2 separate regions of the Homo sapiens genome follow, and region 1 is linked to region 2. A link is a loop called in an ENCODE intact Hi-C map of the cell type or tissue named here. Cell type or tissue: B cell. All regions are shown on one strand. Links, peaks and the distances in the headings refer to the core of each region. The heading gives the core; the rest is flanking DNA. Region 1 overlaps WWOX (WW domain containing oxidoreductase). Region 2 overlaps WWOX (WW domain containing oxidoreductase).

The links. Peaks named below come from ENCODE experiments on the same cell type or tissue, not always from the same donor. Only the 100,000 strongest peaks of a DNase experiment are listed, where the experiment ranks them.
Region 1: it touches region 2 in a loop (2.0-fold over the local background); 2 of 110 quality-filtered maps call a loop at or near these places.

What each region holds. Positions count from the first base shown.
Region 1 is chr16:79,005,742-79,022,427 of GRCh38, reverse strand. All of the region lies in intron 8 of WWOX (WW domain containing oxidoreductase), which reads right to left. Among named protein-coding and RNA genes, the nearest start is that of WWOX-AS2, 510 kb to the right of the region's middle. In B cell, for the core only: no CTCF peak of the experiment used is centred there; a DNase peak (open chromatin) is centred at 9,277; H3K4me3 peaks cover 405 bases.
Region 2 is chr16:78,951,785-78,968,470 of GRCh38, reverse strand. All of the region lies in intron 8 of WWOX (WW domain containing oxidoreductase), which reads right to left. Among named protein-coding and RNA genes, the nearest start is that of WWOX-AS2, 460 kb to the right of the region's middle. RefSeq lists enhancers at 1-399, 400-900. In B cell, for the core only: no CTCF peak of the experiment used is centred there; DNase peaks (open chromatin) are centred at 5,680 and 6,750; H3K4me3 peaks cover 594 bases; H3K27me3 peaks cover 1,288 bases.

The DNA.
Region 1 (16,686 bases), core at 5,098-13,097, 52 kb before region 2:
AGCGACTGGGGCATGTCCAAGAAATAACAGATAAGCCAGTAGGCTTGATAACAAGCGGGACTTTTTTTTTTTTTTTTTTTTTTGCCACAGATTGCTGGAGAGTCCTCTTGCCCCCAAAATCTGTCCCCACACAGGCATCAGAGCGAGCTTTTCGCAGCTGCCAATGTGCCCCAAGCACTTGTCATCCCAGCCCATTGGGCGCTGATCCCAGCCTAAAGCTCCATCCCCAGTCTTTGCAACTCTACCTTTTATACCTCCTTCACCAGCAAAAGCAAATTGCTTGGTGCTTTCTGGCCTGTTTCAGGCCTACGTGCCTCTGCACTCATGGTTTCCTCTGCCCAGAGGGTACTTGGCATCCCCATCTCTCTTTGTCTTTGCCTAACCCTCTCCTATTCATGTGTCAAAGCTGGTCAATATCAATCCCTATCATTTATCCAGCACTTACTATGTGCCTGCAGAGAGAACGTCACATGGGTGATTTTAACTCTCAGTGAACTGGGTGATACAGTTGCTGGTGTTGGTCCCAGCTCATCCTGGCTCCAGAAAACCTCCTGCTCCTTTATAACTGGCACTTTTTGTGTGTATGTGTGATTGAACAAGCTACAAGCTAGTGCAGACTCCTTAATCTGAGGGTCTGTGGCTGGAACCCTAGAAAGAGGGGGTGTACACAGATGGCCAAAATGTTACATCTTTATTTTTCACTAACATCTGACTGGAGTTTAGCATTACTGTCATTTAGGCAATGCACTGCGATCGTGTGAGAAGCATCTGTGTGTTTGTCGCAATCGAAATCACAGATATTTTCCTATCACGCGAGAGTCGCAGCTATTTCCAAACATCGTTTTCACCCACTGTTTTGATAATTAGTAGTTAATGGACCGACCATGAGCTGTGTTCTTTAATGGGTTAAGAAGGAAGAACATTTGTTACTAGATCCCATGAGTTAATATTTTGACAACTGTATTTTAATATGATTGGTTTCCTCTGTGATCCCGTGCGTTTTATGTATTCAAAACCATTATTCTGCAAAGGGCACCAAATGCCCAAGGGGTCCGTGACACAAAAACAGGTGATGATTCCCAAAGAAAGCGAGTTTCTTGAGAGTAGAGACAATATCTCGCTAATCTTGCATCCTGCGTGCCTTACCCTAGCACCTTGTAGAGCCCAAATATTCCAAGAATGTCAAACAAATGAAGGCAAAGTGACTGAAAAACTATTTTACTGCATGTAGATTTGCAGAATGGCGTTTCCTTGTCTTTATAAACATATTCACGAATTCATTCATTCAACAAATATATAATGGCCTTGTACTGGCCAAGCACTGGACTAGCATTAAAGATTCCATTTTGAATGAGGTAAATGAACATCTCTTGCTCTCCCTGAAAACTTTTTGAAGCTTGTGTATCCTCTTGGTCTTCCACCCATGCTGAATAACTTGGGGTGACCTATTTAGCTACCCACAATTTGATGTCAAGAATCCCCTTAGCTCCCTGACAATCTAAGCTCATTAACATACTCCCTCACTTAAAAAAAAATCTATAAACAGCAGGCTGCCTGCTTTTTATACTTTTGTGGTAGAATTAAACCATCAAACCTCAAAGTGACCACTTATTTTCAGGGAGATTCCGTAATGGAGAGCACAGAAAAGAATCCACACGACGTGTGGGAAGCTGCATGCGTGTTGACATCAACACCCTTCCCCTTGCATCTGTACAGAGCTTTATCCTACTCACCACACTCTCCCTTCTTTTGTCTGTTGATTTTATTATCACATTGGCCTGAAATGTCCCCTTCCCCATCGCCATCTTTCTACCCAGCAAACTTGTACCATGATATACTAATAAAAAGGATGACAATAATAGCAAACATTTATAGATTGTGTTGTATGTGCTAGCCTGTCTTTTCATACTGTGGTTGGATTACTGTTGCATTTAATCCTCCTAACTCCCCTGGGACAGAGACTATCATGATCCCCATTTTATATATGAAGAAACTGAGCCACAAAGAGGTTAAGTTATCGCTCATGGTGATACAGCTATTATAGCAAGTGGCAGAGCCGGAATTCATAACCACTGGTTGGACTTAAGACTCCATAGTTTTGATCACAAAACCCCTTAAAAAGTCACCTCCCTAAGAAGTCTTCCATGACTGCCCCAGGCACTGTCCTCTCCATCCAGCACTGCGCCTTGCAGCATCCTTATGTCTCTCAATGGGTTAAGTTGCTTTATTATAATTGTTCTGCCTCTCTTTTCTTCCTTCCTCCTTTGACTGTTTCAAAGACAAGCACTCTCCCCAGGGAGAGATCTAGCATGTAGTAGTTGTTCATCAATTGTCCAGTGACTATCCACTGCAACCATGCAGATGACATAAGAAAGGCAGAAGTTATTGCCACATGTCAGATAAGGCATGTTAATGATGAGCTCTTCCCCACAGTGGGGATTAGTAGAGAAGTGAGAGGCTAACTGATCACGGCTGTGTGCTTGGTATGGATGCAGTCACCCAGTGAATTAAGTATATTTACCCCCATTAGAGGGAAAAGAACATTGAGGATCCGAGGGGTTGCTTAACTAGCCTGAAATCACCAGCTAGGTTGAAATGACCAGCTAGAAAAGATTAGCTGGGTTTTGAGTCTGATGCAGAAATTAAACTCAAGCCTTCTACCTTTGCTCTCTTCCCTCTCTGGACCACTAACCAAGACCCAGAGGTCTGCCCCTCAGTGTGCCTGCAACAATTACACCCTTAGAGAGCCCGGGGTTGGAGTCTCCCTTGCTTATCCAGTATGCACATGCAGCTGCTTCCTGAGCTCACAGATACGCAGGATACCAGCTTGCTTGCTTTCTGCTTTTGTTTTTTCCCCTAAAAGAGACGATAGTCATGGGCTACATGACAACTTTCAGTCAATGACAGACTGCATATATGATGGCTGTCCCAAAGATTATAATATCATATTTTTACTGTACTATTTCTATGTTTAGATATGTTGAGATATACACATACCACTGTTACAACTGCCTACAGTACGCAGCCCAATCACACGTTGCATAGCTTTGTAGGCTAAGACCAAGAGGCTAGACCATACAGCCTAAGTGTGTGTGTAGTAGACGGCACCATCTAGGTTTGTGTACGTGCACTCCATGATGTTCCACAATGATGAAACCACCTAACCATGCATTTCTCAGAATTGCATCCCCACTGCTAAGTGACACATTTTGAGTCTGATGTCATTCCAACTTTTTTTTTTCTTTTTTTTTTTTTTTTTTTTTTTTTTTTGAGACAAGGTCGCACTCTGCTGCCCAGGCTAGAAGGCAGTGGTGTGATCTTGCCTCACAGCAACCTCTGCCTCCTAGGTTCAAGCGATCCTCCTTACCTCAGCTTCCGGAATAGCTGAAACTACAGGCATGAGCCACCATGCCTGCCCGGCTAAATTTTTAAAATTTTTTGTAGAGATGGGGTTTTGCCATGTTGCCCAGGCTTGTCTCCAACTCCTGAGCTCAAGCGATCCGCCCACCTTATCCTCCCAAAGTGTTGGGATTACATGGGTGAGCCACCACGCCCAGCCCTAACATTCAATTTGTATATTTCTATCCCCATTATTTGCATAATGAATCATCATCCTTGGGTCTATGGGGAACAAAAATTTCAAAGCACTGTATTTAGCACAGAACCACTTGCCGAAAATAGGAAAGACCCTGGTTTATGGCTCTGCAGAATCAATCACTTTCTGGTTGATTTCATGTGGAGGAGGCGGCCCACATTGATTGGGGTGAGCATGATATGTTTGAAACAATCTCTTTGGCTTTGAAATGGTGGTGTCTTATAGACATGACCTCGATTCTGACAATTATCTATTTAATTGGATCAATACAGACAGCCCACTCCCCCAAACCACTGATTCAATTAATCAGACCATTGTCAAATCCCTTCTCCTCTTGGGTCTGTGTAGACACAGACCAAGTGGCAATTTCTCCCAAGATGGGCACAGAGGTCAATAATCCGCTTTTGGATAAAGTATCTGATTGCTCACAAATTATACAAATCACATTGATTACTGACAAATCATAATGTTTACAGAGCACTATTTGGCTTTGGCTCCAAAGCATGAGTAGGTATTTAATTAACAACTGTCAGATATAATTTACACCATTACAATGACCAGAAAATGGCTGATTGCTGATTTTACATACTAGAACAAATACTCTGCAACTAGCCTTGGTAAAGGCAAAATAACTAGGGACTCAACGATAGACAATAAAATCAAATTTCAGTACCGTGTTTAACCGGAAGATTCTTGAAGGCCATGATACCTCTGCCTCCGATTAGAAATGGAAATCCTTTTGCTCATAGGTCCGAGAAACTCTGTAACTAGTTTTGTTTCCCTTTTTTGCCTTGACTACCAGGAAACTCCAAGCCAAATCTTTAGCCCCAGTACATAACCTTTTTGGATACTGTGGTGTGCAAATGTGTATTTTATTCTATTTCGCCTGCTTTTTACTTTTACATGTGTTTTACTACTTCATTGTATATTAAGGATCTAGCCTGGATGTCAGCAAACTACAGTCCACAGGACAAATCCAGCCCACCAGCCTGTTTATGTACAGCCCACCTGTTCTGGATAATCTGTAATTTGTTATGCAAATAATGGGGGTGGAAATATTCATATCAAAACGTGCCATGACAAAATAACCCATGGCTTTTTTAGACTGGTTTTATGAAAAAAAAAATCAAAAAAATATAATTTCATGACATATGGAATTCAAATTTCAGTGTCTATAAATAAACTTTTATCAGAACACGGCCATGCACATTAATTTATGAATTGTCCATGGCTGTTTTTGCAGTAGAAAGGCAGAAGTGAATTGTGACAGACGTCATAGGGCCTGCAAAGCCTGAAATATATACTCTCTGGTCCTTTATAAAAACAGTTTGCTCATCCGTGCTCTAGCCTACCTGTAATTTCTTTCTTTCTTTTTTTTTTTTTTTTTTTTTTTTTTTTTTTTTGAGATGGATTCTCGCTCTGTTGCCCAGGCTGGAGTGCAGTGAAGCGATCACGGTTCACTGCAAGCTCCGCCTCCCGGGTTCACGCTATTCTCCTGCTTCAGCCTCCCGAGTAGCTGGGACTACAGGTGCCCACCACCATGCCTGGCTAATTTTTTGTATTTTTAGGAGATATGGGGTTTCACTGTGTTAGCCAGGATGGTCTCCAACTTCTGACCTCGTGATCCGCCCGCCTTGGCCTCCCAAAGTGCTGTGATTACAGGCGTGAGCCACTGCGCCCGGCAGCCTACCTGTAACTTCTGTGGACAAGGCAAGAGATGGATGGATAGATAACTAGCTAGAGAACACAGAGGGACATAATATACCCGACCTGGAGTTACACTCAGTGCTCATATTATTCTTCCTAATTAAGCTTTGAAGGTGATACCATCTAGGGCAGGGGCAGTGGCTCACATCCATAATGCCAGCACTTCTCGAGGTCGAGGTGGTCGGATCACCTGAGGTCAGGAGTTCGACCCCAGGTCCTATTTTGGAAAACATAATAAGACGATGAGAAAATACACAGAGGGGCGTTATCGAAACTCAGTTAACACGACGTCAGTCTTCTTTAAAAAGCAGTAGTTGAGGTCATCATCTTCTAAGAAGGACTGGGTGGGCCAGGCGGGGCCTGCAGACTTGGGAAGAGGATAAAAACAGAAACAGGAGTTCCTAGCCAGGCGCGATGGCTCATGCATGTAATCCCAGCACTTTGGGAAGCCGATGCAGGTGGATCACCTGATGTCAGGAGTTTGAGACCAGCCTGAGCAACATGGCAAAACCCCATCTCTACTAAAAACACAAAAATTAGGTGGGCATGGTGGCGTGCGCCTATAATACCAGCTACTCAGGAGTCTGAGGCATGAGAATCGCTTGAACCCAGGAGGCAGAGGTTGCAGTGAGCTGAGATTGCACCACTGCACTCTAGCCCAGGCGACGGAGCGAGACTCTGTCTCAAAAGAAAAGAAAAAGAAAAGGAAAAAAACAAGAAACAGGAGTTGCTGCTCGTGGGCAAGTGGGGAAGAGAGTGAACATGCAATGGGAAGAAGACTGCAGGAGGAGCAACCACCCAACTGTGACAGCATCACCGCATCTCATCAGTGGGAGAAAAGTTAAGCAGCAGTTTCATTCCAAAGGAGAGGAAAGAACCCCTAATGATTTCATTGTACTCATTGGGGTACAAGGTATTACAGAAGCCTTCAGAAGCTGCCAGTAGATCCTTTCTTTCTGAAACATTCAGGGCCTTTTGGAGGTAATCGATAGCTTAAATAGAGGATTACAAAGACAGGTTGGAATTTGAGAACATATAGAGATACAAAGAGAGGTAACCGTAACTAAGTCAGGATCAGGCCAGGCGTGGTGACTTACGTCTGTAATCCCAGCGCTCTGGGAGGCTGAGGCGGGCAGATCACGAGGTCAAGAAATCAAGATCATCCTGGCCAACATGGCGAAATCCTGTCTCTACTAAAAATACTAAAATTAGCTGTGAGTGGTGGCACATGCCTTAGTACCAGCTACTCGGGAGTCTGAGGCAGGACAATCACATGAACCCGGGAGGCGGGGGTTGCAGTGAGCCAAGATCACACCGCTGCACTCCACCTTGGCGACAGAGCGACAGTCTGTCTCAGAAAAATAAATTATTTAATTAAAATAAAAATAAATCAGGATCAGAGACGAAACAGCCCATTTTGGAAAAGATAAACTAATAAGAGAAGGAGAAAATATACGGAGACAGGGACTAGGGACATGACTAATCCCACAGTGGTGTGCTTCCAACTCTGGTTGCAGATATGAATATGGAACCCAACCAGTGACCCTCCTCATGAGTTGAACCAGGACTGTTCCTGGAGGTGGCTTCCCTCCAGGAAGTGACTTCTCATTGGAAGGAAAAGAAATAAAGACGTTATAGTTTATTGAGCACCTACTATGCAGCAGACACTCAGGTTAACTCTTAAATCCTCACCATCACTTGGAAGGAAAATATTGTTACTATTTTGCAAACAAAGGAAAAGTGAGTTCAAGAAAAATCAAAAAGCATGTGGAAGGTCACACGGCTGGAAATCATGGTGGCACTGGAATTCTGTTCATCTCAACTTCATCTGTTCAGCTGAGCTTCCTCTGACCCCATTGTCTCGCTTTTTCCCCTTAGCTAGGCCCAGGAAATCAGGCACCTTCTGTGTTTCCTACACTGTCTTATTCCAGGGCCTAAGACCATACCTAGAACACTGCAGAAACTCAGGAGAAGTACTCCAACCCAATGGCAAATCACAGGCAAATGCACAGTAGTGTCCTGTGGCCCCCGACACATCCAAATTTGAAAGACAGAGGTTCAGGATGACAGCAGGAGAAAGGCCCCTTTCATGTCACACGTAGTCCTTGGATTTCTGCCTTTCCATCTTTGATCCCTCGCAGGTACCTTTGCCCAGTGGATACATCCTTCTCCTACATATCACAGAGCATTCCTAGTCCTTCCTGGGTGCCACCACAGGTATCAGTAAATAAATGCTCATTGAAACAGCTGATGCTCACTAAGTGCTTGTAAAAGAGAATCAGATAATCAGATAAATATAAGTTGAACAAAAGTAGGAAACCAAAAATAGCATAGTAAGTAGCCTTGGAATAGAGCAAAACTAACTCGAATCCACTTACTAGTTGTGTACACTCCAGAAAGTGACTCAATTTCTATGCCTTGGTTCTTTCATCTCTGAAATCAGGGCCGAAATGTCCCCTTTGCTGCAGTGACACATGATTAATAAACTATTCAAAGTCTTAGGCACTGAGTAGCTGCTCAAAAAGCAGTGGCTAGGAGTTGGGTTGTTTTTGCCAAATCTGGGGAATCTTCCAGGTGAAAACATCTCTGGAATTGAAAAATCTTAGAAGGATCTGGAGCAACGGCTGGATTTCCCTGAACTGAATGTAGCAACATTTACATTTTTCATACCACGGAAAATTGAGGGACGATCCAGGAAAACATAGACAGCTTGAGAAAATTTAAAGGTTCCACAGTGTTTTTCCATTCGGGGACAATAGAAAACAGGAAAACATTAATAACATGTCACTGCCCGACTGCCAGCAGAACCACCCCAGGAAAGCATCTTTTGGTATAAATCACCGGGTGGGCATGGTATTCTCCCGTCCCATGCGTCATAACCACCCTAACCACTACTCCCATGACCACCATCTCGGGAAGATGTTGAAAACCTTTCAAACTTGACAAAATCCAGGGCCTTCCTTAAATAGGACCATCCCTTCCCAGAAAAAGATCTTGGTCTCTGCCAGCTCAAAGACCCAGCTCGGGCTAAAGCGACGAAATGCAGACGATTGCTCAGTTCCCCAGCGGCTCTCAGGAATTGACAGTCTCTAAATTACTGCCTGAGAAGCATATCGCATGCCAACTGACAAAAGGAGGAGAGCAAAAAATCCTTACAGGCGGCGGAGCATCCTCTCTTCCTCTCTGGGGAGGAGGTGTTTCTGGTGTTCTTGTCGCTGGACCCGGAAACCAAATGAAAAATATGTGATTACAAACACCTGGGAGGGCGGCAGAGCGAGAATGAAAAGTAGAATAAAGAGGACCCCAACCTTCCCCATGTAGGAGGCAATTGGGCTAAAAAAATAAGAAGAAATGAGACAATAAAAGTAACAAATGAACCTGCAATTGCTTTGCTTCCGGGAGCTCCCATCTGATTTCAGATTGGTTCTCCAAGTCAACTTGGGTAGATTAGTGTATCCACGTGATGCAAACCGACCTCCGAGGAGACCCGGGACCCAGGCAGCACAGGACCTAACCCTTGGTGAGTGGGCTGTCCCGGTGGAAGACAGTACACTGAGCAGTGTCTCTGGCCATCATTGTGTGTGCTTTTGCTGTCCCTGTTGCACACGCCTGAGCTTTGAGTGACTTCATGGGGGGACATGCGTTTTACTCTTAGAAGAGCACACAGAAAAAGAGAAACAAAGAAGGGAAAAAAATAACTCCAGGGAAGATAAAAGAGTTACCAGAACTGAGCAGAGACAAGATAGGGATCGGGGCAGTTCTCCTGGGGTCAGACACATCCCTGTACTACTCACCACTCCCCAGCACAGCCTGCTGGCAGATCAGAGCGCATGAGGACAGGCGTATGCATTTTATTTTTAAAGGCAAGGCATTCACTCTCGACCCTGTGGGAGGATGCACAGAGGAAGGCCTCTTCCTGCACAGTGAGCTAAAGCCCTGGGGCTGTGCGGTGGGCGGCAAGTGGCAGCTTTCAGACCAGGGCAGGGAGATACCCTCAACAGGGCAATTCTGGAGGACCACCAACTTCCTGCTCACTGGTAGCATTTCCTTTTTTTGTGAAACGGAGTCTTGCTCTGTTGCTCAGGCTGACATGCAGTGGCACGATCTCAGCTCACTGCAACCTCCAATCTCCCAGGTTCTTCCTGACCTCAGGCGATCCACCCGCCTCGGCCTCCCAAAGGGCTGGGAATACAGGCATGAGCCACCACACCCAGCCTGCTGGTGGCATTTTCTTTGTGATGCCTTTCTTCAGCCAGGCTTACAAACAGCAGCCCAGTCTGCCACGGGCCATGTTGGTGGGGCAGGAGTCAAAGGATCTGGAAGAAAACAGAAGGCTGCACCGAATACCTGCTGTGTTTCAGGGGCTGGCTGGCCACCAGGGGAGGAAAAAAGGGCACGTATACGTCCTGCTTTGTGGAACTTCCAGCCCTTTCCATAGACTATTCATTCTGCCTGGATATTTGTTCCCTCATTCATTGGTTAATCACAGCCATCTCTCTGCCTTGGAGCTGCACCACTCATTAGAGTAGCCCTCAGCCATATGTGGATCTTCAAATTGATCACAATGATATCAAATTAAAAATTCATATGTCCGTCTGCGCAGTGGCTCTTGTCTGTAATCCCAGTACTTTAGGAGGCTAAGGTGGGCAAATCACTTTTGAGGTCAGGAGTTCGAGACCAGCCTGGCCAATGTGGTGAAACCCCATCTCTACTAAAAATGCAAAAATTAGCTGGGCGTGGTGGCAGACACCTGTAATCTCAGCTACTCGGGAGGCTGAGGTAGGAGAATTACTTGAATCCAGGAAGTGTAGGTTGCAGTGAGTCGAGATTGCACCACTGCACTCTAGCCTAGGTGACAGAGCGAGGCTCCATCTCAAAAAGAAAAATTAAGATGTCATACTAGTTGCATGCCAAGTGCCACACAGCCAGATGTGGCTTGTGGCTTTTATACTGGACAGGGCAGAGATAGAAGACATCCATCACTGCAGAAAGTTCTATTGGACAGCGCGGGCCGAGAGCACTGCAAAAGCCTCCTACCCAGTGTCCACGCTTCCACTGTTGGCTTTGACACTTTATTCTCAACACAGTAGCCAGAGGGATCCCTGAACTATTCAGAAGTGAGGGACAAAACAATAGAGGAAAAAGATAGTTCTAGATAAGGAAGTTGACAGAGGCCAGGCACAGTGGCTCATGCCTGAAATTCCAGTGACTCAGGAGGCTGAGGCGGGAGGATCACTGGAGGCCATGAGTTCAAGACTAGCCTGAAGAACATAGTGAGACCCCATTTCTAAAACACAAAAGAGTTTTTTGTTTTTTTGTTTTTTAAAAAAGGGGGCCGGGCATGGTGGCTCATGCCTGTAATCCCAGCACTTTGGGAGGCCAAAGCAGGTGAATAGCTTGAGCCCAGGAGTTTGAGACCAGCCTCGGCAACACGGCAAAAACTCATCTCTAAAAAATGCAAAAAAAATAGCTGGCTATGGTGGCACATCACAGTAGTCCCAGTTACTTGGGAGGCTGAAGTGGGAGGATCGACTGAGCCCAGGGAGGCTGAGGCTGTGGTGAGCCATCACCATGTCACTGCACTCCAGCCTGGGGGACAGATTAAGACCCTGTCTCAAAAAATAAATAAATAAATAAATAAATAAATAAATAAATAAATAAATAAAATAAAAAATAAAAAAAGGAAGACTATGGGGGATGAAAACCAAATGCAAGGGAATTCTCAGATTCCAGATCGAACACCAACAGAAGTTCCAAAGGGGGCAGGATTGGAGACATGAAAATTTGAATGTAGAGGGCATATTAGATAATACTACGTAATAGTGTTAATTTTCTTAGTGTGGATGTGAAATGGTTGCATAGAAGAATGTCCTTATTCTCAGAAGATGCCTGCTAAGGAATTTCAGGGTGAGCCGTGATGATGTCTGCAACTTTTCAATGGTTCCAAAAAAGTGTGTGTGTGTGTGTGTGTGTGTGTGTGTGTGTGTGTGGATGTGTGAGTGAGTAGATATGTAACCATACATATCATATGTAAAGATACATGTCACATATATAAAGGTATACTTATCATATATTTATATACAGAAGTAAAGATGGTGAGATGTTAGAAATCATCGTAAGCCAGATCGTGCTACTCCTCTACTCAGAGCCTGCCCAAACCTCCCTATTTCTCTCCAAGTAGAAACCAAAGCCATGGCAGGACCTCCGAGGTCCCACACAACATGACCCCGTCTGCCCTCTCGCTCTCTGTTCCCATCTCCCGCACTCCTCACCACACAGGCCACCAGACTGTCACTGAACCCCCACCCCCGCCCCAGTGTGCTCTGCCCTTAGGGCCATGGTTTCCCCTCTGCTGGCAGCATCGGGTCCATGTCCCTGGAAGGTTCCCATCTCTACCCCTTGGTACCCATGGCCAAACCTCCTCTGCCTGGAAGCCTTCCTTGACCACCCAGAGAAACAATCCACTGTCTTCTCCAACTTCTCCGTCTCCTCCTTCCCTGATTTGTTTCATACCACTCCCTGCCTTCTCATATGTTATTTATCATATATTTATTTCATGAATTGTCTGTTTCTTTGCCACACCTCACAGGGCAGGGGCTTTAATCTGGCTTATTCCCTGGGGGATCCCCAGGGCCTGGAGCTGTCCCGCCATCACCTGTGGATTGGTCAGGGATGCCCTGCCCAGTGGCAGGTCCTCCGTGTTCACTTGATTAGCAAACATAGGTCCTTTGAGTCCTGGGGTTCCAGATCTGTCTCTGAAGCTGCCACTGAGTTAAAGGCCCTGGTCCCATCTGTCGCCTGAGGCACCTTCCCTCAGCACACGCCACTCTCTAATGTGAGTGTCTCCCTCGTCTGCTCCTCTCTGAGTCCCCAGCTCCTCACTCTTGTCTGGCACACAGCAGATGCTCGGTAAGCATTTGTGAAAGCCTCCTGGGGAAGCCAGCCTTGTAAATAAACACTTGTTTCATGGGTGGATTATTTTTAAAAAGCAAGAAGTCTAGGCATGAGTAAGGTGGAGTGGGAACAGAGGGACATGGTGGGTGAGCAGCTGGCCAAGGCCTTTGCAAGCATAGCAGCTTGCTCAATTCTAGGCATACTCAAGACCCATTATTCTTCCTTTCGCTTCTGAAGTCCTAGGATACTGAGGTTCAGAGAAGGTCAATGACTTGCCCAAGGTCACACGTTAATAGACAAATTATCAAATTTCTCTCTCAACTTGATAAGTTCCAAAGCTCAGGTCAGGACTCACTCTCTCCAACCACCTTCCCAGATGAGGTCGAAGCCCCCATGATAGGTACAGTCTTGTGTGTCCCCCTCCTCCTTCCCATGTACCATGGTTGCACCATTCCATTTCTTCCTTTGAAAATTTGATGGGTGCCAGGAGCGGTGGCTCACACCTGTAATCCCAGCACTTTGGGAAGCTGAGGTGGGTGGATCACCTGAGGTCAGGAGTTCAAGACAAGGCTGGCCAACATGGGGAAACCTTGTCTTTACCAAAAATACAAACATTAGTCAGGTGTGGTGGCATGTGCCTATGGGCTGAGGCAGGAGAATCGCTTGAACCCAGGAGGCAGAGGTTACTGTGAGCCGAGATCGCACCACTACACTCCAGCCTAGGTGACACAGCGAAAGTCCATCTAAAAAAAAAAAAGAAAATTTGATGATGGGCCTCTAAAGTCACAGAAGCCCCAGTGTCTCCTTTTGCCCACTCCTCTCTTCCCAACCGTAGCACAGTTCCTTGCCCCCAGTTAGAGCTCCATAAGCATTTGTGAAAAAGAGCCACAGCAGTGCAGAGCAGCAGCCCCAGCCACAAAGATTCCAGAAAGCGCCCCTTCATTCATCTGCAAAGAGCAGGAGAAACTTTAAGGCTATAGTGCCCAAACCGTTTGTAACACTCAAGTGAACTGGCATTCACATCATCTTCCTGCTTTCATTAAACAGTTCCACATCACTCACCTAGTGAATGGGCCTTTTTAGCAGGGAAGATGATCATCCATTAAGCCTGGAAGGGCAGGAGGCCTGCGGACACCTCTGCCCCCTCTGCCAGCTCCGTGGATCCCTCTAAATAATACAAGGCTTGTTTGCAATCAAGTTAGAACATGTTTAATGGTGAATAAATCTGATGCTGAATCGGGATAATTGCACTGGCGTCACAGAGCTGACTCAATACCTGGCCAAGGCATCCCATATTTAGAAGGGTGGAGACATTTTTAGCTCGCCTTTGTGTGTGTGCGCTGCTCATTATACACACGTGGCTCCAATTAAAGGCCCTGCCACCTGATCGGGGCCCCCTGGTCTCCGGCTGCAGGTGCACGTTTGTGGGGCTGGAAGACAAGGCCTGGGACAGGTGCTGTGATCTCCCTTTGTTTGCTGAAACCAACAAACAGCAAGGTCAGCACCTTCAGGTGAAGGCCAGGTGCTGGAGGGAGTGAAGGGAGTAGGGAGAGTGACATCAGTATGACCTGGTGTCGGGAGCATGCCCAAGCTCTGTCCTTCCATGGCCTTTGGCATGGTGCATAATGCTTCTAAGTCTCAGTTTCAACATCTGTGAAATGGGGATTTCACAGACTATGGTAGTCAGGATTCAAGATGGCCCCCAAGACTTCCATTTCCTATAGAATCCCCTCTCTTGAGTGTGGGCGGCAACTGTGAATATGATGGGATAATTTGCCCCCCTGAGTGAGTTAGGCTACCAAGCAAAGGGGGAGGAATTTCGCAGATGTCATGGAGGCCTGAACGCAGTTGGTTTTGCATTAATCAAAAGGGATTCAATCCTAAGTGGGACTGATCTAATCGCTAGGCCCTTAAAAGGGGCTGGGCCCTCACTGAAGAGAGTGACTCAGAGCATGGGGGAGCCTCCTTCAGTCTTGAAGAAGCCAACAGTCATGTTGTGAGGTCATCTGTGGATAGGGCCTGAGAGCCTGAGAATAGCCTCTAGGGGCTGCAAGGGGCCCTCAGTCAACAGCCAGCAAGAAAACAAGCACCTCAGTCCTACAGTTACAAGAAAATGAATTCTGTTAATAACCAAGGGCCTCTGATAAGACCCCATCCCTGGCTGACGCTTTGATTTCAGCCTCATGAGACCCTGAGCAGAAGTCCCAGCCTGAACCAGGACTTTTAACCTATGGAGCTATGAGATAACAAATATACTAAATTTGTGGTAATTTCTTACACAGCAAGAGATAGCTAACACAATGAAAGTAACTACCTCCCAAGGTTGTTATGAGGAATCATTTGCATGCACAGTGCTTTGTAAAGGGCTTGTGACACCATGAGTGACTAATAAAGGGCAGAGGTTATGATGATTACTTTCTCTACCATTATTAGTCAATGATAAATATTAAATAGCTTTGGTATCCGAGAAAGAGCTCTCCATTCACATCCTGGTTTTGCCGCTAAGCAGCTATATGATACCGGGTGAGTCACTTGATGAAATCTACTTCTTCATCTGATAACAGTGCTTTCCTTATAACTCTGCAGTGAGGTTTAAGGAGATAATAATTTTAAAGTGCTTAGCTTCTGCAAATTCCCTTTTGCCATATAAAGTAGCATGCCTATGTAGTGGGGATTCGGTTATGGATATTTTGGGTGCTCTTATCCAGCTTGCCCTACAAGGCCTTCATCATCTTTCTCCCGGATCCTTGCAACAGTTACTAACAATCCCCTGGCCTCATCTTCTCCAATACATCCTTTCGAAGGCAGCCTGAGTGATTTCTCTGAGTGTCTCAGGGCCACTGTGTTTGCCATTCCTTTTGCCTGGAACACCTTTCCAGTTCTTCACATCATGAGCCCTTTCCTCATGTTTTAGAGTTTCTCAGGGGCCCTCCCCTGATTACTCTATTTATGTAAGTCCCTCCCTTTGTTATTCTCCAGCAAAGAACCTTTTTTATTTCACCCACACAACTTACACTTACTGTAAAAACTTGACTTTCTCGTTGACTTCTTCAACGCCCTTCACCCTCACTGGAACATAAGTTTTGGAAGTGCAAGGATCTTGTCTGTGTCATTTGCTATTGTGACCTCTCTGCTTGGCATAGCGCCTGGCCTGTGACAAAGTGCCTGTGGAAGGCTGGATAATGGTCCCCTAGAGATACCCCCATCCCACTCACCAGAACCTGTGAATATGTTAGGTTACGCGACAAAGGGAAATGAAGATTGTGGGTGGAACTGACGTTGCTAATCAGCTGATCTTAAAAGAGGAAGATGATTCTGGGTCATCCAGTGGGTGCAAAACTATCACAAAGGTCCTTAAAGCGGAAGAGGGAATCTGAAGAGAGAGCCAGAAGGATGCCAGCATGAGAAAGACTCAGCCAGGTGCTGTTGGCTTTGAAGATGGAGGAAAGGGACCCTGAGTCCATGAAGATGGGCAACCTCTAAGAAACGGAAGACGCAAGGGTACAAGCTGCCCTCTAGGGCCTCCAGAAAAAGCCCAGCCCCACCTACACCTGGATCTTAGCCGAGTGAGACCTGTGTTGGACTCCTGCCTTATGGGACTGTCAGATAATACATTTAGGTTTTTAAGACGGTACATTTGTAATCATTGGTTACAGCAGCAATTGAAAACAAATACAGTGCCTCACAAATGTCTGTTGGATGGAAAATGGAAGGAAAAAAAAAAAGCGTAACTCAGATCAGGGGCTAAAAGCATTCAAGAAATTTTTGTTATCTACAGCTTAGAAACCGAAACTCTAACCTGGCACCTGATGCCCTTGTTAGGCTAACCCCATGCCCCTCCCCAGCCCTGTCTTCATCCTCTGCCGGTGCCATGCAGACACTCTAACCTGCTGAGGCCCCCGGGTCTCTGCACGGCTGTGTGTCCCTGGACTTCCCGCGCTTCACATCTTCTCCTCCATTCCCAGGACAGGTCTCCTCTTTGTGCAACTCATCAAATGCCACTTATCCTTAAAGACTGGGAAGTCTTTCCTGCCGCAGGCCAAACTTGTCACCCCATCTTCTGCTTTCTGTAGTTCAATCTCAGCGCTCATTGTCTTTGTTGCCAGCCACTGCCACCCTCACCCCACTGGACCAGGGACTTCCCTAGCGCAGTGACCATGCCTTGTTGATATGGGTTCACTCAGCGCTGAGCACCAGGCCTAGCACATAAGAGGTGACCGCAAATGGTTGCAGAGAGGGGACTAAACACCTGCCGCCTGTCCCCAGGAATGGCCAGTGGGTAACCAGAGTATGGATGGGTTTCTCCCAGGGACCAGGGCTGCCTTCTGTTCTCATGCAACTTCACCAAGGTTGAGTTTCTCTCTTGGCCTGAGCTATGTTCTACTGGTCACTCTGGAATCCATATATGGTGGCCTGAAAGGGTCCCTAAAATGCATGTCCACCCAGGGCCTCAGAATGTGACCTTATTTGGAAATAGGGTCTTTGCAGAT
Region 2 (16,686 bases), core at 3,102-11,101:
CATCTCATTTTGCAAGGTTGGTGAGAACTCCCTAGGGAACAGTTTGGCTACCACCAGGACCTGGTCTCTGGCAATTAGCAATGACAATTTATCTCCATCTACACAAAATGGCCAGGGCTCAGAGCACATGGTTCCTGCCTCGGGTCGGTGGTGACAGTTCCCTGTTGGATTCCTACGGGTAGGACTATGGGGCACAGTTTCTGGATAGTCTGGAAATCGCCCATTCACTCATTCACTTGCATGTATGAATCATGTCCATGTGCTGTGCCATGCAGACCACGCACTGTGCCACGCAGACCACGCGCTGTGCCACGCGGACCACGCGCTGTGCCACACGGACCACGCGCTGTGCCACGCGGACCACGCGCTGTGCCATGCGGACCATGCACTGTGCCATACAGACCACACACTGTGCCATGCAGACCATGCACTGTGCCACAAGGAATGGTAGATTAAACACATACACTTATACATCTTCTTTTAATATAGTGGGGTATGGGCTAAATGAGAAGTATAAACACAGAACTGGGGGTGAGGAAAGGAAGAAAGGCTCCCTGTCTCCCTGTTCCCTCCTCCTCCTGCAGCTACTGATGTGGCCCCGGAGGCTGCAACAGAGTTGATTTATGTGGCATCACTCCCATCCTCTCCCATCCTGCCTCTCCTACTCTTACACACCCCAAAGATTTGGAACTCTGTGCCATCCTCTGCAGTCTCCAGCTTCTGAGTCCTCCTAAGTCAGGTCCTGACCGTTCATGGTGATCCTTCATCCTGTGGGAACCTAACACCCACTAGACTCTCCCAAGCTAAATCTGAATGACACCAGTCTTGGCTGTTTCCTGTATTTCTTTAAAAGTCTACATAGGGGGTATTGGGCATAGTGGCTCACACCTGTAATCCCAGCACTCTGGGAGGCCAAGATGGGTGGATCACCTGGACTCAGGAGTTTGAAACCAGCCTGGAGAACATGGTGAAATCCCCATCTCAGCAGGAAAAAAAAAAAAAAAAAAAAAACCACAAAAATTAACCAGGCATGTTGGTGCATACTTGTGGTCCCAGCAACTCAGGAGGCTGAGGTGGGTGGAAAGCTTGAGCCCGGGAGGCTGCAGTGAGCCATGATCATGCCACTGCACTCCAGCCTGGGTGACAGAGTGAGTCTCAAAAAAAAAAAAAAAAAAAAAAAAAAAGGCCTCGGCAGGCAGGAGTAGTTGCCTCCCAGTTGTTTGGGGCTAGATTCATCCACTTGCAACATGATTTGAATCACGCATTTTCCTCTTTCCTTCCAGGTATCTCTCAGGGCTGATGGGCTTCTCAGAGAGGCAGGTAAACTTGGGAAAACAGGCTGAAACACATATCAGATAACCCAGGGACAGATGCATGACTATGGGGAAAGTTCTAGAAGAGAAAAGAAAGGACAACAATGGACCAAAGGAAGCATTTGAATAGTCTGCATATTCTACAGGCTCTTCTTCCAGTGGAGACAATAATAAATGTTAATAAGAAATAACTCAGTATTTACGAACCCCTTACCATGTACCAGACACAACGCAGACGCTTTTTATCTACAAACTCATTCAATCTCCACTGCAACTCTATGAGGTGGGAACTATTATTTTTCCCATTTCACAAATTTAGTACCCGAGGCCCAAAGCAGTAGGTAATTCTGCCAAAGTAGAACAGTTGGCACATGTGATTTGAATCCAGACCTCCATTTTCAGTGATATCAGCAGACCATGAAAAGAGTTTTGCAATATATTTAAGCTCCTTTAAACAGTGTGCACCCTTTGACTCAGTGATCTTACTTCTGAAAATGTAATCTTAAGAAATAGCTCAATATTATTAATACATACTATATTTATTGATTCAAAACATTCACATGTTACTTTTTAGCCTTACTTATAGTAAGGAAAATTTAGAAACAATCTAAATTTTCACTATTAGGGGAAGAGTTAAAAAAAAAACTACAGTCATAGCCACTAAGTGGAATTTATAGCCATCTTAAAAACGATGTACATGAAAAGCCTATAATATTGTGGAAGGGTATTTTAGTGTTAAGGTCAAAAGCAGAACCAAAACTTCTATAGACAGTATGATTACAAATATGTTTAGATGCCAGGATAGGGGGTGTACAGTAAACGGAAAGAAGCACTGTTTTCCATTTGGTTCCATCTGAAACAGCTATCAGGAAATGATTTGTTTCTGAGCATGTCTGTTATCTCCTCTTAACCTATAGCCTCTTAAACCAGTGCCTTTAGAAAACTCAACCTGACTTTTTTGTTCCTGAGATATTTCACACGGAAAAATAAATTATATCATGGGATTTAATATCTAAGTTGGATAAGTAAAGCTAGGTTCTTTAGCTGATAGGTAAGAAGCCACGCAAAAAAGCTTGGAATCCTCAGAGCTGGTCACACAGTGTATCCAAAATTGATGAGGCACACAGATAGCACCTGGAGATAACTTTTTCCATTCTTGTTCTCAGGTGCAGAACCAAATCACAGCATCTCCTTCCTCCAACTCTACTTTGGAGCAAATTGAGTCCAAATTAGATCACCCATTTCGTCCAATTGTATAAACCACGGCAATACTGCTTGGGAAAATCTAATAGTGTTAATCTAAGAACTGCTCCTGTGCCCACAATAGAATCAAACAAATAATCAATAAGCCTCTAGATATTATAACATCACTGAGTGAAGGACAGAGAAAAGATTGTGTGTGCAGAGGTTGCTGCTTAAATGGGATCAAGTCACAATGCGGGAAGGGCAAAGCCAACACAAAAAAATGACGACGACAGAACTGGGTTGAGTAACATAGTTTATGCCAGAGATGCTAACAGTGCCAGAATCTTCTAGTGGAAAGCATTAGACTGTGTATCTGAATAAGGCGGGCATTTTTTTTTTTTTTTAAGATGGAGTTTTGCTCGTTACCCAGGCTGGAGTGCAATGGTGCCATCTCGGCTCACTGCAACCGCTACTTTCCGGGTTCAAGTGATTCTCCTGCCTCAGCCTCCCAAGTAGCTGGGATTACAAGTGCCTGCCACCATGCCCAGCTAATTTTTTGTATTTACAGTACAGATGGGGTTTCACCATGTTGACCAGGCTAGTCTCGAACTCCTAACCTCAGGTGCTCCACCCACCTCAGCCTCCCAACGTGCTAGGATTATAGGCATGAGCCACCGTGTCTGGCCAAATTTTACTAGTGATTTAAACATCTTGTTCAACCATCAATACTATCTCTGTGGAATTGTTACTATTGTTCCCATGTTACTGATGGAAACATATGAGGTTTAAAGAGCTTAGTTCACTTTCCCTCTTCTCACAGATCCACTGGGCAGTGCCCCAGTATGGACTCTGCCTGGAGGCTCCAGCCCTACATTTCCCTTCAGCACTGCCCTAGCAGAGGTTCTCCATGAGGGCTCCACCCATGCAGCAAACTTTTGCTGGGGCATCCAGGTGTTTCCATATATTTTCTGAAAACTAGGCAGAGGTTCCCAAACCCCAATTCTTGACTTCTGTGCCCCCACACACTCAACACCACATGGAGGCTGCCAAGGCTTGGGGCTTCCACCCTCTGAAGCCACAGCCTGAGCTATACCTTGGCCCCTTTCAGCCATGACTGGAGTGGCTGGGACACAGGGCACCAAGTCCCTAGGCTACACACAGCACAGGGACCCAGGGCTGGGCCCATGAAATCATTTTTTCCTCCTGGGACTTCAGGCCTCTGATAGGAGGGGCTGCTGTGAAAGTCTCTGACATGGCCTGGAGACATTTTCCTCATGGTCTTCGAGATTAACATTAGGTTCCTTGCCACTTACACAAATTTCTGCAGCCAGCTTGAATTTCTCCCCAGAAAATGGGTTTTTCTTTTCTATCGCACAATCAGACTGCAAATTTTCCAAACCTTGATGCTCTGCTTCTTTTATAAAACTGAATGCCTTTAACAGCACCCAAGTCACCTCTTGAATGTTTTGCTGATGAGAAATTTCTTCGGCCAGATACCCTAAATCATCTTTCTCAAGTTCAAAGTTCCACAAATCTCTAGCGCAGGGGCAAAATGCTGCCAGTCTCTTTGTTAAAACATAACAAGAGTCACCTGTGCTCCAATTCCCAACGAGCTCCTCATCTCCATCTGAGACCACCTCAGCCTGGACATTATTGTCCATATTGCTATCAGCATTTTGGGCAAAGCCATTCAACAAGTCTCTAGGAAGCTCCAAACTTTCCCACATTTTCCTGTCTTCTTCTGAGACCTCCCAACGGTTCTAACTTCTTCCTGTTACCCAGTTCCAAAGTCACTTCCACATTTTCAGATATCTTTTCAGCAATGCCCCACTCTACTGGTACCAATTCACTGTATTAGTCCATTTTCACACTGCTGATAAAGACATAACCTGAGACCGGGAAGAAAAAGAGGTTTAATCAGGCTTACAGTTCTACATGGCTGGGGAGGTCTCAGAATCATGGTGGAGGTGAAAGGCACTTCTTACATGGTGGTGGCAAGAGAAAAACTGCAGAAACCCCTGATAAATTCATTGGATCTTATGAAACTTATTCACTTTCATAAGAATAACATGGGAAACACCAGCCCCCATGATTCAATTACCTCTCCCTGGGTCCCTCCCACAACACGTGGGAATTCTGGGAGATACGATTCAAGTTAAGATTTGGGTGGGGACACAGCCAAAGCATATCAGCAAGTCAGTAGCACCTTTAAGGCCCACTTTCTGTATCTTAAAATGGAAAAAACAATATGTGTCTGTGTGTTAAGTGCATAGTGCAATGTCTGGCAGAAAGTCCATACTCAATGCATGTTGGCTCTTAATAGCCTTATCATGACATCACCTTAATTATTTTTAAAAAGCATACCACTAACATAACTAGCATAAGCAAATACTGAACTCTAATTCAGTAATTCAAGGATGACACACCTGCTTAAGTGTTTAGGAGTGAAGCGACTGCTGTCTGCAACTTATTTAGCTTTTTGTTTGTTTATTTGTTTTTGTTTCTGAGACGGGGTATTACTCTGTCGCCCAAGTTGAGTGCAGCAGTGTAGTCACAGTTCACTGCAGCTTCAATCTCCTGTACTCCAGCAATTCTCCTGCCTCAGCTGCCCAAGTAGCTGGGACCACAGGCATACACCACCATGGGCAGCTAATTTTTTTTATTTTTGAAGAGATAAGGCCTCACTATGTTGCCCAGACTGGTCTTCAACTCCCGGACTCAAGGAATCCTCTCACCTCTGCCTCTCAAAATGCTGGTATTACAGGTGTGAGCCACTGCACCTGACCTACAACTTATTTTGAAATGAATCAAGATAGACTGATGGATAGACAAGAGGAATGGTAAATGGATAGAGATGCAAATAGAGGGAAATGTTAATTGTAGAATCTAGGTGGTGCATATCAGAGTACTTACAGTACAATTCTTTCAACTTTTGTGTACGTCTGCAATTTTTCATAATACAAACTGTTGGTAGGATGGCAGTGGCAGAGAAAGAAGAATGACAATAAAGAATGAAATATCGTGGGCAAATCCCACAACCTAATGAGGAGTAAAAGAAGCAAGACAGCAAAGAATGCGTACTGGGTGACTATTTATATGAATTCAGGAACAGAAAACTATGCTGATAGAAATCAGAATAGTGGTTACCTCTTAATGCTGATGGTACTTCTTGCTTAGAAAGGGGAACAGATGAGCCTTCTGAGGTGTTAGAAATGTTCTCTGTCTTGATCTGAGTGGTGTTTACACAGTTGTATAAATAAGTATGAGTTCATTGAACTGTACATTTAATGTGTGTGCACCTTACCGTAGGAATGATACATCTCAAGTTAGATTCTGATGCAAGCAGCTCACATTTTCTGAATGCCCTCCTCTTCCTGTGCCAGGCATTCTTTCTGGGCACTTTCTGATGCATTCACTTGGAAAACCATTTCAGAGAATTGTCTGACAGAATACATTATTTAAGCCTTTAAATGCAATGTGAAGCAATCTCACTTTCTTAGAAAATGACTGTCATCCCTGAGAGTAAGCTTGGCCTACAAGGAAATTATGAATGTGTAAAACTCCTCAGCCTCCTAGCCCTTGTCCAGAGCCTTTGGGCCTTTTCTTGCTTCCTTCACAATCACATTCCTTCTTTTTTTTTTTTTTTAAAAAAAAAAAAAAAAAAAAAAAAGGATGCCTTGCTGACTCCAAATCTCTTCCTTCTGGCACAGAATTCAGCTAATGGGATAGAGAAAAAAGAAGCCACCTCCACATAACATCACACAGAAAGTCATCCACAGGGTGGCTGTCCTCATTAAAGCCTAGGCTTCTCTTCTCTCCTCTGGGAGAGATTCCTGTTCAGATGGCAAGCCTCTCCCTCTTTTTCACCCTAAGACTGTCCCTTTCCAAAGCTCCTTTATGGCCCAACCCACTGGATCATAGGTAGAAGTCACATCCAGACTTGCTCAGGAGCAGCCTGGAAGGAGGTCCTGACAAGAGACAAGGGATCTGTTTAAGGCAACAAAGACTTGGCTGCTGGGTCCATCCCTAATACCTGCCAAATTGTGCTTGATGTAAATCTGAAGGCAATAGGTCTTGGATGCAGTCAATGTGGAACCACAGAATGATTTCTGCAAAATCAACTTCATGGAAGATGTAGCAGAAATAGAGATGCATTAAGATTCAGGACAGCAAGACTACTATGATAACCTGAGGTACTTGTTTAAAAGATAAAGTTCCCCAAGTTCCTCCTCAGACTTACTGAACCAGAAAATCAGGAAGTGATACCCAGAATATGCTTATTTTAACAAGCTCACCTTGGGGATTCTCTTGCACGTGAAGCTGGAAGATCAAAGACTCTTTGTAAAGAGTCCCTTCAGAAGAACAAGCCTTTCATTTATCCCCCCTTACTCACCCATCCATGCACCCACCAACCCACCCATCCATACATCCATCTATGTACCCACCTACCACCCACCATTCCACACACCCACGCATCCATCCATCTACCTATCCATCCATCCATCCATCCATCCACCCATCCATCCATCCATCCATGTATCCCATAGCTATATATCTGCTGAGTGTTATCTTTGTGCCATGCCACAAACTGCAACCTCCTTGATGGTCAAAGACCAAGTTTCCTTACACCAACTAGTTTTACAGAGAACTACATCAATTTAGGCATGTTCAATTATATAATCATCAGTTCATATATAACTATCATGTTTTAAAAACCTTACAGTAATTTCCCTCATTTTTCCTCGTTAATCTGCATAGACCTTTTAACTTCTGATGTCACCATCCCTGCATAAAGGACCCCTGGCTTTTAGGAGACTATGATCTGGAACATAACCATTGAATGCTTGGCTTGAGTCTTTCTTTCAGGGGAACTTGCACCATGAGCTGAGAACACCTGAGTCTCAAGGGCCTGAGGGTCATCATGCCCAGATGTATGGAGCTGATTACTTTTACAGACATCTCATCACAAGTGAGTAAAGATACTCCATGGAGAATACATTATAGATTCTTCTCTTTCCAGAAAGCTAAGATAATTTGGGACCCAAAGCAAGCCCCGTAGGTTCTGAACTTCTTTACTTTTGACATCAAGTCTTCAAAAGAGCTATGTATGTATACAGTAAATAAAGCAACTGAGGCAGAGATTCAGTAAAACAGGATGCTAGTTTAACAAGAAGACAAAAAAAATAAGGTGACTAAATAGAGAACTCCCAAAGCTACATAGGCTCCTTTTGGAACAAGTGCTGTGTACCTCTACTGGAAAGTCATACATCCCAGTAGCTGATGGCACAGGGACCTATTGTCCCTGATGGCTCTCTGTTCCCTCCAGACTGTGAGAACCTTGAAGGTAGAGACAATTTCCTTATTTCTGACCAATGGATCTGTTCCATGCCTGACAGTCATAACTCAATAAATACCTGCTCTCTTGTGGAGATATTTCCTTCTGGGGTAAGAAGGTGACAAAATGAGGCAGTTGTAATCTCCAGTAGATTTAAGCTAAAGCAAATAAATGATTTTCATGAAGTGACAGTCTCCTTTCATATGAAGTATTGAGGATGGTAGAGAGCAAGTCTAGATGGCTGAAGGACAGGTAGTATCAGCCCAGTCACTCAGCAGCAACAAACACGGACTTAGTTTTGAATATACCACAAGCCAAACGTTACGCTAGAAAATATGAAGCCTAGTCCTATCATTTTCTGTCTTTCATAGCTGGAGGTGGGGAGGTCTTTGTCCTATGACCCAAATTAAGGTCATTTTTGGTGTCAGACATTACAAGTCAGGTACTATCTTTTACACCACAACATGGCTTTCTGGAATTAGCTGTTCTTCCTCAGTCTACTCTGCCTCTGAGCCACAGCACAACCCCTTATCCCTCACTCTTTGACAATGACCCTGACCTGTAGCCATTTAGTCTGTCCCACCATGCACCAATACCCACTAACTGGTAGACCTAAAGCACAAATGTCATTGGTATTTCCTTTAGTTAACCAGAAGTCTCTCACCTTATACACACCCTTTATTCTCAACCTTGGTTGCAAATGAGAATTACTTAGGTCATCTAGAAACTCTTGATGCCCAGGCTGTATCCTTATCCAATTAAATCAGACTCTCCAGAAGAAAACCAGGCATCAGGATCTTTTATAGTTCCCCGTATGATTTCCACAGGGTTCAGAACACCGACAGAGGACATCTTTCCCTCACTTGTCTCGGATTCATCAATATGGGCATTTGGTCATGGAAAGGCTCCTAGGCCTTTTGATGTGGTAGTTGCAGGGGGGTCTCATCAGTGTCTGAGCCTGCAGTCTATCCGACAAATTTTGATGAGCTCTTTGATCTTTCACCAAGACACTGGCCTTCCTATCACACTGAGAGTCAATACTACGGGTTCTCACAACCTAGAAGTAGATGGATGGATAGATGGATGAATGGACAGATGAATGGATGAACAGGTGGATGAATGCATGAGTGAATAGATGGATGGACAGATAGATGGATGGCTAACCCTGTGAAGGTTTTTATTATCATACCTGAATTAGCTTGTTAGTGTTATCTTTTCAAATGTTTATGTCCCCTAATGGACGTCAAGTTCCAAAACATGGACATCTCTATCTCTCTTTGCTTTCTCAGGGCCAAGCACAGCACTTGGCTGGCAGCAGATATAGCAACAGGTAAAAAATACATGCCTTTTGAAAAATAAATGAATTAAGTTCAATGCCCTTATTTCTAAGTCTGTACAATATTATTCCAGGAACATAATTTCTCAGTAATGAGAAGAACGAGAACCTTGACGTAGAGATGGCCCATTGATATTTTACTTTCATACTCTACAAGGAAATACCTAGCGGTAAGTTCGGATAAACATTCTAATTGGAAGATGGTCTTACTAATCTCAAGAAAAAGTGGGTAGACAAGCATTTTTAAAAACATTACATTATTTTAATATTAAATGTCTTGCTGTTATAGAACTCCCTTTTTTCACAGATGGGAAACTAAGGCCTAGCAAATAATTTACCTCAGATCTTGAACCCAGAACTCTTATTTTTTAGTCCAAATCTCTCCCCACTAAGCTATGCTCACCCTATGGAGTTGAATGCAACAAACATGTTTTTTTCTTTTGAATCAAAGGAAGAATTTTAAAATTACATAACCTTCCTTCCCCTGTGCCCACTACCCCAACCATGTCCTATTTTCAGATTAAACTATCCAAAGTGGCATTGACGACTTGGTATATTTCATCAAACTAATTGCATCCTGGTGATACCTGCACATACCATGTAATTTATATTTCAGTTGTCTGAGAATACCAAAAGAAAACCAGAGAAACCTTTGTTGTACCACACTTGGTAAAAGGATGGACTCGCATTTCTAGTGGGAGAGAGGGGCAGCACTGTTAAAAAACACTGTTCAGCTTACTTTGGAAACTGCAAGGCACCATAACTTCCCAAATTGGCAAAACTACCTGCTATGGATTGTAGTAAAGTGTGTTTTTAAATTATTTCAGAACCATAAAACCTCTCCATAGAGAGTACTTTGAAAGTGCAAATTAAATATAGAACATCCATGAACTCTATCCATTTTTACAGTAAGTATATATTTCCATGGGGGTTTGTACCATCTTTTTTGTCTAGTTACACTAGTTAATAATGCAGTGAATTTTCAGTAATAGAGTAAATGTTATTTTGATGACACTATTTGATTAAATTAAAGATGACATTAAAAGGACCATTTCAATAAAGAACCGAAATATTCAGAAGTAGCTGGAGCTGAGTGTTTAAGTCAGCTAGTCTGGCGGTCTTAAAAGGACCAAATGGAATTTCCTTCGCCGTGTGAATGATGAGCAAGTTAAGGAACAATAGGACCAAATAATATATCGGAGAATATGAAGGCTCAGATTCCAAGACCCAGGCAATGTTAGTTATTTGAGGCAGGCATACCACGCGCCAGAAAACAGCTCATGTGGCCTTGGGAAAATGTAGAAACGCATTAAATAAAACGAAAGTGAGAGGGCACTGAGATTTGCAGCAAATGTGCTGATGTGGTGACAGTGAATTGAGTTGTTGCACAAACAAAAGAAAGGGCGGATTAGTCATGTGTCCCCCCACGCCCAGCCTCTTCTCTGCAAATTCACAAAGGCACAAGTGGGCCAGCCGCACCAGCGCAGGGACAGCTTTGAGATTAAAACAGGACAAGAGAGTCCTAATTCTTTTGTTAAGGTCTCCGTTCCTATGGTGTTTGCCAAAGAAAAGTTCTTCTCCTAACGGAGAGGTTCACATACATAAATCAAACAACTGCTTGAAAATCCCTTGACTTAAGTTTTTAGAGATAGAATCTGTAGTTTTTAGAGATAGAATCTATCCGAAGAGACATACCTCAGTAACGTGACTGAGTTATGAATCACGGGTATTTCACCAGAAAGAAGACCCGAGATTAAAGGTGTGCAGCAGTAGACATTCTCAGTTCCCACAGAACACCTGTTCTGGTGTCTCAGCCCCAAACACAGGCGACATCCCTATGTCTACAATGAGCCACTGGCTGTTGACAAGTTCAGGCCTGAAGCATTCACATTTGTGGGTGTTTTTACAACTAAAGAGAGACAGGGGGAAAAGAACAATTCAGCTCAAGCTAATATAATTCTTTCTTGTGATCTCAAAACAGCATCATTAGATGCTAAGTTTTCTCAGATAATTATCTGGTCGTCACGCATGTCGGTATCTCAAAATAATTATTTCGTCACACAAAAGGACGGCGGTGTGGTTTGCTGGAAAAGTCGTGTGCCCTGCATTTCAGTAAATATTGCTTCTTTAAGGGCAGATACCTCAGATTGCAACACTCATGGTGTTTTCAACCTTCTGCATATAAAGTGGGAGCGTTTACTATCTTCCCAGTGCAAATCACTTAGACACAAAGGATGATATAGAAAGTCACATGAGGCAAGTCTATTAAATAAAGCATGTGAATAACACACGGAGTCCTCAAGCTGCCAGGAAATTTGTTCTCACCGAAGATACCCACGTACTGGGAGGGACTGCAACTACTCAGAAGTGACAGTAGCAAACTTTCTTTACAAAACATCCTATTTCCCAGAATTTTGAGTGGCTCAAGCCTACATGTTTGAGACACTCTCCTTCACAATTTCCAAAAGTGGGCACAGCATGCCTTCGTGACCTCCTGTTGCCCTCTTTGTTTCCCCTACAGGTCTGAGGCTGGGCTCAGCAGATCCCAAATTTCTTGTTTGTGGCACACTTTTGAAACTCAAAAACACAAAAGGAATTTTTGATGTGTGCACAAAGAGATTAAAAAGTGAAAACAGAGGTATTTTAGGGCAATGAAATTATTCGGTATGATATGATATGATATGACATGATATGATATGATACAATATATGATGTATGATAGATACATGTCATTCCATGTCTGTGAAAACCCACAGAATATATATCACCAACTGTGAACCTAATGAACCTATAGACTTTAGGTGATGATGATGTGTCATTGTAGATTAATCAATTAAAACAAATACAGGCCTAGAGTGGTGGCTCATGCCTGTAATCCCAGCACTTGGGGAGGCCGAGATGGGCGGATCACTTGAGGTCAGGAGTTAGAGACCAGCCTGGCCAACATGGTGAAACTCCGCCTTCACTAAAAATATATATTAAAAAAAAATGAGCTGGGTATGGTGGCATGTGCCTATAATCCCAGCTACTCAGGAGGCTGAGGCAGCAGAATTGCTTGAGCCCTCGAGGTCAAGGCTACAGTGAGCTGAGGTGGTGCCACTGCACTCCAGCCTGGGTGACAGAGCAAGACTCCATCTCAAAACAACAACAAACCCCCAAAACCTAAACAAATACATGGATCTAGTGGGGATGTAGATAGTGAGCCAGGGCTCTGCCGGAGGTATACGGGAACTCTCTGTACTTTCTGCTCAATTTTGGCTCCCCAACTAAAACAGTTCTAAAAAAAAAAGTTTTTTTTGTGTTTTTTTTTGTTTTTTGTTTTTTGTTTTTTTCTAAAGTGAAAAGAAGGCCAGAGGCCAGGCATGGTGGCTCATGCATGTAATCTCAGCACTTTGGGAGGCTGAGGGGGGATGGGAGATCGCTTGAGGCCAGGAATTAGAGACCAGCCTGGGAAACATAGTGAGACCTCATCTTTACAAAAAATAAATTAGCCAGAGGTGGTGATGTACAACCGTAGTCCCAGCTACTCGGGAGGCTGAGGCAGGAGAACTGCTTGAGTTTAGGAGGCTGAGGCTGCCATGATTGGGCCACTGCACTCCATCCAGCCTGGGCAATAGAGCAAGACCCTGTCTCAAAACAAAAAAAACAAAAATAAATTTTAAAAATAAAAAGAAACAAGAAAATAAAAAAAATATAAAAAATAAAGTTAAAAGAGGTTTCATAAAGTAAATATGAATGATTTGCTGGTTTTAAAAAGTGCAGTTATTATCCCTGCAGCCTGGTGTGCTTACACGAGGTGAACTTCGCGCCATCCTAGTTGTGATCCACCCTCACATGCTCCAGTAAAAATAGAATCTCTTTTGGCCCAAGCTCTCTGGGACTCTGAATAACTCACACCTCTCACTTGCCTCAAGTCTGACCTGAGTGCTGCGGCACACCTGACTCATCTCCTCAATGCTCCTCTCAACGGATTTCACTGACGTTGTTGTATGTGCAGCTGTGGAGAATATCTATTTTAGGGCATGAGGGACATGTGGAGGTCCATCTGTGAAGATGCACTGAACATCATTTGAGCACCCACATTGCAGCTCTAGCATATGGCCCTGATCTCTGACCCCTGCAGTCTCTCCTCCAGGTGACCCTAACAGCAAAGTTTCCTTTTCCTGTGGGCCAAAATTCAATATAGTCTTCAACTGTCACTTTCTCTCTGCGGAGTTTCCTGATCAGGAAAGAATACATTCCCAATACTTTGTGGGGGACAATGCAGAAGGATCACTTGAAGCCAGGAGTTTGAGATAAGCCTGGGCAACACAGTGAGGCCCTGTCCCTACAAAAAATTTAAAAATTAGACTGGCATGGTGTCCCGTGCCTGTGGTCTCAGCTACTCAGGAAACTGAGGCAGGAGGATCTCTTGAGTCCAGGAGCTCAAGACTGGAGTGAGCTACAATCATGCCACCGCACTCCAGCCTGAGTGACAGAACGAGACTCTGTCTCAAAAAACATAATAATAACAAATAAATAAATAGAACAAATTGGTCATGTAGCTTTGCTTCCCCATAGCACTTTATATAATTTTTATTATGGCACCCACCACCCCTCACCCTAGACTCCCATTACAGGAATTTATTTATGTGCCTATGCTTCTATATCAAAAAATCATTGAGGTCAGGTCTGTATCTTATTTGTTCTTATTTATGTGTCTGTTTCCAGCCCCTGGCACTGGCTTGGCCTTCGCTGCTGCTCCACAAGTATATAAAGGAAATGGGGCATTTGGGCAGCTCCCTTATTTTTAGCAAGCCACTAGGCTATCAATGCAGATTTTTAGTAAAATATAAAAGTTTCACCATTCATCTATCCATGCATCATTTATCCATCCATCCAACTACTCATTCATCCATGCATCCATTCATCTGTTCATCCACCCAAACATCCATGCATCCATCCAATTATCCAACCATCCAACCATCCATCCCTCCATCCATCCACCTTCTATCCACTCAGCCATGCATCCATTCATCCTTCCACCTATCCATCCACCCACTCACTCAACCATCATCCATCCAATCATCCAACCATACATCCACCCAACCATCCAACCATCCATCCATCCATCCACCCATCCATCTAAAGAATATGCAATCATGCCTACTCTGACAGACATTTTTATGGCAGATCTTAACAATTTAAAAAAGAAAAAGCAAAAGAAAGAAAAGATGACTAGGAACTGAATAAGATATGGTCCTTGCCTTGACATGTGTTGCTATGGAAGAGGAGAAATAACCTATGAAAGCAAAGACCACGTGTTGTTCATCTTTTTGTCTCCTGCAGCATCTTGCACAGGGACTTGGATTCAGCAGCATTTTGTAAATGACTACTGAAGTAATTAATAAAAATAAACGCAATATAAGGCAGCAAGTGAAAAGTGTCAAATAAACTCAAAGCCCAAAAATGCTACAGGAGAGTGGAGAGTGGCTCGATCATGCCCAGCTGCGAACCTCAGGGTAGGTAGAATCTGAGCTGAGACAGAACGTCTGGCTCGACTTTGAAACCAGGTGATGAGAGCAGGCATTCCAGGAAAGAGTTTATCCATTCATGCATGCACTCTCTTCTGTCACTGCCTACCGAAATGCTTGGCACAGAGGTGGACCTCAATAAGAGGTTTTGAAGTACGGTACCCACTGGGCTGAGCTGGGCATTGAGGCAACAGTGGAGGGGACACACTCTCTGCCGTCAATGAGTCCCCTGGGGCAATGACTCTGAAGGAAGCCAACAGTAAACTGGGGGTTAGGAAGACATTATGTAGCCATAAATCAGCAATTTAAACTGCATACATAGAGTGGGGCAGAGGTCCTAAAGGGACTGTTGATGAACAGGTTTCAAATTTGACTAGGTTTGAATTTTGTGTTTGCAATTAGCAGCATCCATTTGCATACAATTAGTGTGCAAAGCCCTTAAAAAGAGTTTGTTCTCTAAAGTAGGTTAAACATGCCCCCCACCCCCCACTATAATTGTGCCTGAGCTATTGGTTTGTTTTAGAAATCTATTATCCTATATAGACCAAGGAGAATCTTTGGCTCAGTCTAGGTCCAAAGGGGAACACTTAGATAGTTATCCTGCCTGGTCAGAACCACGGCTGAACTTCCCAGGGGCTCTAACTTAGGAGGTCAGATTATCAGGAGTGGTCACTGATGATTGAATTTAACAGTCAATTTGGTTGGTATATGGTCAGATTGTCCACCACCACCATGAACAACAACAACTGGAAAAAAAAAAAATCCAGGGAAGCAATAACCACAAATCAGAGAAATGCGTGATTTTTCATGAGCATTGTGTGGTTTTGCTGAAGCCTTTGCTGGCCCATCCATCTTCTGAGCCAGCTTCAGGTTTCCCTTTGATTCCTGTTTCTCTCTGTAGAATTATTCCACAAGCCTGAGCAAGTGCCTCTAAAGCGCAGATTTATTCACGTACTCATTCACTTACTCATTCAATAAACACTTGTTAACAGCTAAGCCTTCTGCTGGGCAGTAGGGATACGTTGGGGAACCGAAACAAACACATGCCCTACGGAGCGTACTGTCAGGTGGGAAAAATAGGAATTAATAAACAAACACAAAAACAGGCCAGGTGTGGTGGCTCATACCTGTAAACCCAGCACTTTGGGAAGCAGAGGTGGACAGATCACTTGAGGCCAAGAGTTCAAGACCAGGCTGGCCAACATGGCAGAAACCCCGTCTCTACTAAAAATACAAAAATTAGCCAGGTGTGCTGGTACATGCCTGTAATCCCAGCTACTCAGGAGGCAGAGGCAGGAGAATCGCCTGAACCTGGGAGGTGGAGGTTGCAGTGAGCTAAGATCGTGCCACTGTACTCCAGCGTGGGGGACAGAGCGAGACTTTTGTCTCAAAAAAAAAAAAAAACTCAAAAAACAAAAAAACAAAAATGTAAAACTGCAGCTCAGTGCATTGCTGCCAAGAGGAAATGCACAGAACTATGAAAACTTATAGAAGGATTTAATGCAGTCATGGAAGGCTTCCTAGAGACAGTGACCACTGAGTTGAAATATAAAGACTGAGTAGAGGCAAAGTAAGGGAGAAACCAGCATGTGCAAAAGCCCTGCTGCAGGAGGGCAACTGCAGGAAGCCAAAAGAGAGGGTAGAGGGTTACAATGATAACAGTGAGAAATGAGACAGGGAAGGTACACGGGGGCTAGGTCACTGGGTCGAGGGATTGTAGGTTATGATTAGGGGTCTGTCTTTACCCTACAGACAGTATAAAATCATTGCTGTGGTTTATCTGAGGGTGGGAAGATTAGAATGGCATACTCACATTTGGGTCTCAAAAAGATCACTTTGCTACAGTTTAAAAATATTATGGAAGGAAACAATGGCCCCTGCTGGATTCCACTGTCCTCTCACCCACATCCATTGAAGAGTGTTGCTATCTGCCTTTGGCATGCTGGTGCCAGGAACTGCCTCTTACTCTGCTCAGACCTTTCCTGCAAGCCACCATCCTGGCTG